Linked DNA regions of Mus musculus: region 1 is linked to region 2. A link is a contact called in ENCODE Hi-C or POLR2A ChIA-PET data. All regions are on one chromosome and are shown on one strand. Each heading gives the region's core, a stretch centred on a gene start or an enhancer-like site at or near the end of the contact. The rest is flanking DNA. Distances are from core to core; before and after follow the strand shown. Region 1 has its middle 34 kb from the start of 2310043L19Rik. Region 2 has its middle 29 kb from the start of Gm51282.

Evidence for each region. A loop is a pair of places that touch in the nucleus more often than their neighbours do. ChIA-PET counts read pairs that join two places held with the same protein, here RNA polymerase II (POLR2A).
Region 1: a loop to region 2 is called in a map of T-helper 1 cell, with 2.2 times the contacts of the local background. The contact joins two enhancer-like sites. A Hi-C loop is called at or near these places in 1 of 37 maps with a recorded cell type or tissue (T-helper 1 cell). POLR2A ChIA-PET finds 5 or more read pairs at or near these places in 1 of 5 experiments (Patski).

Annotation. Positions count from the first base shown.
Region 1 is chr1:177,674,787-177,678,187 of GRCm38, reverse strand. No RefSeq gene overlaps it. Among named protein-coding and RNA genes, the nearest start is that of 2310043L19Rik, 34 kb to the right of the region's middle. Within about 2 kb of position 1,740, at least 1 of the 3 ENCODE cell types and tissues checked has a DNase peak (open chromatin) inside an H3K27ac peak, as active enhancers do.
Region 2 is chr1:177,606,718-177,610,225 of GRCm38, reverse strand. No RefSeq gene overlaps it. Among named protein-coding and RNA genes, the nearest start is that of Gm51282, 29 kb to the right of the region's middle. Within about 2 kb of position 1,379, at least 1 of the 3 ENCODE cell types and tissues checked has a DNase peak (open chromatin) inside an H3K27ac peak, as active enhancers do.

The DNA.
Region 1 (3,401 bases), core at 491-2,990, 68 kb before region 2:
GTGAGAATGAGAGGACAGACTTAGTGAAATGGGAGGATTGGGAGGACTGGGTCATGGAGATGGAATCTCCCACCAAGGGCGGCCATCTTAGCCTTTTCCTTCTCATTGCTGTTATTGTAGACTATGGCTGGATTAAAAGCTATCATTACTTAATTGCTGCAGTGCCTTTCCCTTGTCTTTTTTTTTTTTAAAGATTTATTTATTTATTATATGTTAAGTACACTGTAGCTGTCCTCAGACACTCCAGAAGAGAGCATCAGATTTCATTACGGATGGTTGTGAGCCACCATGTGGTTGCTGGGATTTGTACTCCGGACCTTTGGAAGAGCAGTCGGCGCTCTTAACCACTGAGCCATCTCGCCAGCCCCCTTTCCCTTGTCTTAAAGACATGCAAATCATAAGTAAAGAACAGCAACAAAGAATGCAACAAAAACCACAGAAGGATACAAAGCCAAGTGTATCCCAACCACATCCATTCCCTAAAGTATCCGCCGCATTCTCATGGTCGGGACAGTGTCTGACAGAAACAACTTACAGGAGAGAGGGTTTATTCTGGCTCGTGGTCTACCCTCCACTGACGCTTCCAGCTAGGTCCCACCTCCTAAAGGTTCCATCAGCTCCCCAAACAGCGTCATCAACTAGGGAACAAGTGTTCAAAGACATGAGCTTGTGGGGTCATCTCAGACTTTAACCATAATATCCGGGCTCTTTACTCCTCCCTACCCCCATCAGCCCTGCCCTCCAGGAATACATTTTTACATATCTTCTTGGAGATACTGTATACACATATATACTTGAAAGAACAATTTCTATGGTCTTTAGGATACAGATGCAAGAGTTAAAAAGTAACTATTTACCAGACTTCTCTAAAGGAGCAGAATTGATGGAATGAGTGAGTGGATAGTAAAATGAGGCTTTTTGTGTTGTCTTACGTGGTCTAATAGTCCAACAGTGGCGACAGCAACATTGTGCAATCAGGTTAGGTGAACTTGCCAGTACTACAAGAAGGCAAGCAGGCAAAAAGAAAGTGGTTTTCTTCCTCAGACTTCTATTTATCTGGCTTGCCAGAGGAGAGAGGTATGGCATGCTTAGGGTGGGTCTTCCCACATTAATTCAACTGATGTGTCCAAGGGCTTCTCTGGAAGTTGATTCCAGGTCCAGTCAAGTTGGCATCACTGATCATCATGGCACCCCACAGAGAAGATAAAGACCCTGTATGAAGTGAAAACACATAAACAAAACACATTCTATAAAGCCAAGGAGAATGAGCTGGGTGACTCACAGAGAAACTTGGCAGAGAAGAAAGCTACATGACTATTGGACAGCTCAAGATATGCAAATATCGTGGTCATGCGCAAAACCACGAGGAGATGCCACCACAACACACAGGTATGGGAAACACAGACTCCAGCAATGTGTGACACAGCCCTCTTAATACATGGAGCTGTTCCTAAATTTATTTCAGCCACTCTTGCAGGTATGCATCGATGGACCTTGGGCTGCCAACATGCTTCTCTCTAATGGCTAACGAAGTCTGATATCCCCTTAGATGTTCGTGAGCATCTGTAGACCCTTGCCAATGGAATGCCCTCACATGCCTTTTTTTTAATGCCATCAGATTATCTGCATCTTACACCCTTGAGTTTTTGAGAGTTTTTCATGTACCAGAGACTCAAAATGCCTTTGTGTGAAGAGTACTTACATAAACACCCAGTCTGGCTCTCAGCTCCTAGTCTGTCCTTTTCTGTTTGTCTATCTATGCCAGCACCATTCTGTCACAAGCACAGTAAGTTTATAAACATTTTAAGCATCTGGCAGTGCACCTGTTGGCCTCCTCAGTCCTTTATCTTCAAAGCTGACTTTATCTGCTCTCGGCCCTTTGTTCTTCTGTCTCTGTTCTGTTTTGACCAGTATATGGAGTTTAGTATAAGCAGAATTGTGATGAGTTTGTGGAAAACTGACATTTATAGAAATGAACCAGTTCTCTACATATTTAGAGTTTCTTTTATGCCTTTGGAGAATATTGTGTAACTTTATTTTTCAAAGGGTCCTGCAATGACTTAAGTGTTCCCAGAAGGCTGTGTGGTGAAGACTCGCTCCTAGCTTGCCTCTATGGAGCATGGTAAGAACTGTGAGAGGCTTTCAAGTCATGGAGGGCCTGCCTTTCAAGGGGATTGTGGGATCTCAGCCCCTTCTTTTTAAAACCCATTTACTTATTTATTTAACATTTTTGTGATGTGTGTATGTGTGTATCTGTGTATGTGTGTGTGTATAAAGATTTTGGATTAATGTTTACCCTCCTCCATCCTCTCCTATCTTCTTCCACCTACCATGAAATATTCTCTTCTTCTTAAGTCTCCTCTCTTCCCCCTCTCTCCTGGCCCACTGCCTTTGATTAGGGCCTCTTGTATGTGCATGGGTGAGGCTTATTAACTTGAGCAAGGGCTACACTTGTACTGAGTGACTGTAACTCCCCTATCCCCTCTTCCAGTGATCGTGAATTGCCTATTGCTCCTTGTGGAGGGATTTGGATCTAAAGGCTCCTTCCTAATGGAATGGTGGTGGGCCTGGTCTCCTGCAGGCCTTGTTGTGTAGGTAGCTACAGCTGCTGTGAGTTCATGGGTACAGCAGCCATGTCATGTCCAGAAGGCAAGGTTTTAATACTCCCTCTGACCCTCCTGCTCTCACACTCTTCTCCCCTCTCCTGATCGTGTTTGCTTTGGAGGGGGACATAGAGGTCCCATTCAGGCTGAGCACCCAACATGTTCCTTCCAGCACATTGAGCCATTGTGAGTCTGTATTTAAAAGCCCCACTGCAGTTAGAAGCTGCTCACACCAAAGATGAAAACAGCCTTCTCCTATGAGATCTTGTCTTTTTCTTTTCTATTTTTTGGTTCTTCAAGACAGGTTTTCTTTATGTAACAGAGCTGTGGCTGTTCTGGATTTGATTCACACACCAGACTGACCTTGAACTCACAGAGATCCGCCCGCCTCTGCCTCCCAACTGCTGGGATTAAAGGCGTGTGCCTCCACATCCAGCCCTTCGGCTCATGTCTTTTTCTAACTTCAGAGGAAAACATTTTCCTTTTTGGGGTGGGGGAGGGGATGATATCTTAAGTAGTGTTCATCTGTGCCTAGTTTATCAAGAGTTTTTTGTTGTGAAGAGAACGACATTTCTATTTTCTAATATATTTATGTATTATACATTTCTCTTTAGTTATATATCTAGCAGTCTTAAGTTTTGAATGCTGCATTTATAATTTAAAAGTACTATTAGCTTTTTGGGAGAATTTTCAACTCTTATGGACTCAACTCAATAAACTATGAACACATTTGTTTCTCTCCTCTAACCTCTCCCCAACTTCATGTTTCTTTTCTCTTTGCCTCTCTAAAACAACAGA
Region 2 (3,508 bases), core at 130-2,629:
AACAGAGGATACACAGAGAGAGAGGGAGGGAGGGAGGGAGGGAGAGGGAGAGGGAGAGGGAGAGGGAGAGGGAGAGAGAGAGAGAGAGGAAGGATAATCTTTTTATTAGCTTCCAATTCCCAAGGTTCTTTATTTTCATTTTTACTTATTTACTTTACATTTCAATCACTGCCCCCCCTCCCCCCGCCCTGTCACCCTTCCACAATCCTTTCCTCTCCCCCAGCCCCTGGGCATCCCACCCCACATCCTGGCACATCAAGTCTCCTCAGGGCTAGGTGCAATCTCTTCCACTGAGGCCAGACAAGGCAGCCCAGCTAAAACATCTCCCACATACAGGCAACAGCTTTTGGGAATCTCCCCATGGTGGGGTGGTTCAGGATCAGGTGTGGGGAGGGACAGGAGGGAATCCTGAGATTCTTGAAGGTAGAAACACACTTTAACTCCACGTGAGCCGAGTATTCATTGCATATGCAGTTCTTGATCAACACCACCACGGCTGGTGAGAAGGACTTTTCAGAAAACGTCCACCCCTAACCAGCTCCCACATCTGTCTTCCGTGGCTCCTCTGAGTTCTCAGCCTGTCGTCCATGTATCTGATATCAGAGCTTTCTTCTTATTTTCCTGTTCAGCCTCTGACTTTTTGCATATCTATGAATTTTATTTTATTGCATATGTTTTTGCAATCCTCTTGTGTAATGAGGCCACGTGAGGTGCTCACAGCAGCGGGAACAGCACAAGCAACTTTCCTGGCTGTATTTCAAGTCCTCTCTAAAGAGCATGTGCAACAGTGTATCCAATCACTTCCTGCCCAGTGGCTGTGAATGGTCTCTTCCCAGTTCCCATCTTTGTAACATGATGTCAAAATAAGGGATGGTCTAGATGACAGTGTGGTAGTAACTTGCCCTTGAAGGTCCCTGTATCCAGGACATATTTTCTACACTTAATACCTTTGGAAATTTCTGCTCAAGTCCTCTGACAATGAATTGAACTTGAATTCTGCAAATGCATTTGAGCTTTGACATTCTCAGTATTTGTAAATTAAAGTTGAAAAAAGATTGCCCCTCCCAAGAGAGGGACACATCAATTCAGTGGAAAACTGGGGCACAGACACATTAGGAGACCTGGACCCAGAATCCCTGGAGCAGAAAACAGGTAAATCAGAGCCCAGTTTGTGCCCAGTGTTGGCCATGCTGCCCTGTCACTGGGGTTGGGAGGCAGCTGAAGCCAGGTGGGCGAGGAGCAGAGCGGCTGTGCGCTCTCTGAGGTAGCCAGATGGCAGGGAGCAGCCTGCTGGGCATGGTAATGGCCAACCGAGGCATGGACACTTTTTGCTGGAATTTGCTTTCTGTTATCAGGGCGCCAGGTGACATGGGTCATCTTCCGCTTCAAGCCAAGTTACAGGACAACAGGAGAAATTACCACCTGGCCGAGACACCTCGGTGAACAGCTCGCACGCGGCTTAGCCGCGAGTTCGTCCTCCCGGAACAAAACTCGGGCTTGTCTGATTCTAAAGGGCTCCTACTGTCCAGACCTGGGCAGGCCTTCAAGGGCTGAACCTGAAGCCTGAGCTTTGCAGCTGACCCCGAGGGCTCTCTTGCTTGCTCTGCAGACTCCATCCCAGCCCACTCGGCTCTCTGCCCACTCCCCACCCACCCATTGTCTTGTGTGCAGCTTACTTACGCAGAAGGCTGGTAGTGATGGATTTTGCAGGCACTGAACAAAGAGACTTTATCAAGAAGTCATTTTATTTTGGAAAAAAAAAGAAAAGAGAAAGTAGGATGTTGTGTTGGAGGGAGGCAATAATAACCTCACCGCAAGCACTGGCAAGCTGTTCCATACAGTGCCCTCTGTGGCTGTAAGATCTGCCATTCGGCTAAATGGCCCTCTTCAAGATTAAAGACACCTCCCCCCCCCACTCCCACCCCCACCCCCATCCCTAACCACCACTTCTCCAGGGCCCTGTACCTTCTAGGCAAATGGCAGTTGCTACACAGCAAAAATCACAAAACTGAAGAGGACCCGTCTGGTAAGGTATGCTTCCTCCTTCTCCTTAGGGACAGAAGGCCCAGTGTAAGTGGCAGGTGTTTCTGATGGGATTCTCCACCCACACATTTTATTAACACATATTAACACTTGTATATATCTGGGGGCAAACCACTGCAGAATTAAAAAATGAGCAGGTCCCTGGCAGGGCAACTTGGAATCTCATTTGTATTGAACTCCAAGTTGGAGGCAACAAAGTTTCAACAATGAAGGGTGAGAGATTTGACTCTGGGCAAAAGTCTCCTTCTTTACCTTCTGGGATCAGTTCTTTGTCACTCACAACCTCAGCTTCAGCCACCAGGACGATCCCCTGGGTGTCACAGAGTCAAGGAGCATTGCCAAGGCTTGAAGGAATGGACCCTGAAGGTAAGTATCAGGATAGAAGGAGTCTTCCCTGGAGGACCAGAGTGCCTGGGGCAGCCATATGTAAACCAGGAATGAAGTGAGTACTCATTCCTCATTGTCTTCTGGGTGTGCCTCACAGAGAAGAAAGCAGAGCTCTAACACCAGGGAGGGTCCCTGATTGAGAGACATGGGCAGGGCAGCTCTACACACAAACAAATGGATGAGTGTGAAAGAAGGCCAGCTGAGAGCTAGGGCTGGACGGCTCTGGGGTACAGTCTAGATCCTTGCCCTGGGCCTATCAGTGGTTACCTAAAGAAGTCTGGGCAGGCTGCGGTGGGCAGAGGAAGGCCCTCAGGTGAGAGAGGAGAGGGGGCTAAGTCAGATTTATGCTTCTTCTCCTAGCCTTTTTGCCTCTTCTATTGCCGATGTCTCTCTCCTAGACCATGTTGTGGTGATTTCTCCTCTCCACCCAACTGCCACCGATGCCACGTTAGCCTGGCTTTCAGTATGGGAATGAAGAGGACCCACAGTCAGCATGGCCCAGAGGCCAAAGTGGATCTAGTCCATGCTTTCCATTTTAATGTCTTCCTGCACCATGGAGGCAGCTCATAAAAACACGGCTGTAACACTGGCAGGGCCGGGTTAGGCAGGGACTTTATATTCACAGCCAGTACCCAGAGAAAGCCCTGTTGCTGGTTGGAGGCCCTCACTGGAAAAAAAAAAAAAAAAGGAGAGCTCAGCCATCTTTTTGGAAACATCGGGAAACAGGGGCTGGATGGCGTCTATCATCCAGGGTCATTCTTAGAGATAAGAACACTCCTCCTCTCCCAGCAGTTCTGAGAGCTGACACTCCAGAACGCTTGCTCGTGAGAAAGGACACGGCAGGTCAAGCTGGAGCCACCAGCTCAGCGCTGAGGCCAGATGGTTCCCAGGAGGTCCTGAATGATGGCTTCTCTGGTAGCCCCAGGCTTTGGGGATGGCAAGATGGAGGTTGGGGTTAGCCAAGGCAAACCCTACACTGAAGGGTGACATTGGTATCCCTCGTCCTCATGGTAGTATCTCTGTTCCACCTCTCCCAGAGCCTTCTCAGTGTCTTGGGATCTTAGATCTTCCCTTTTGT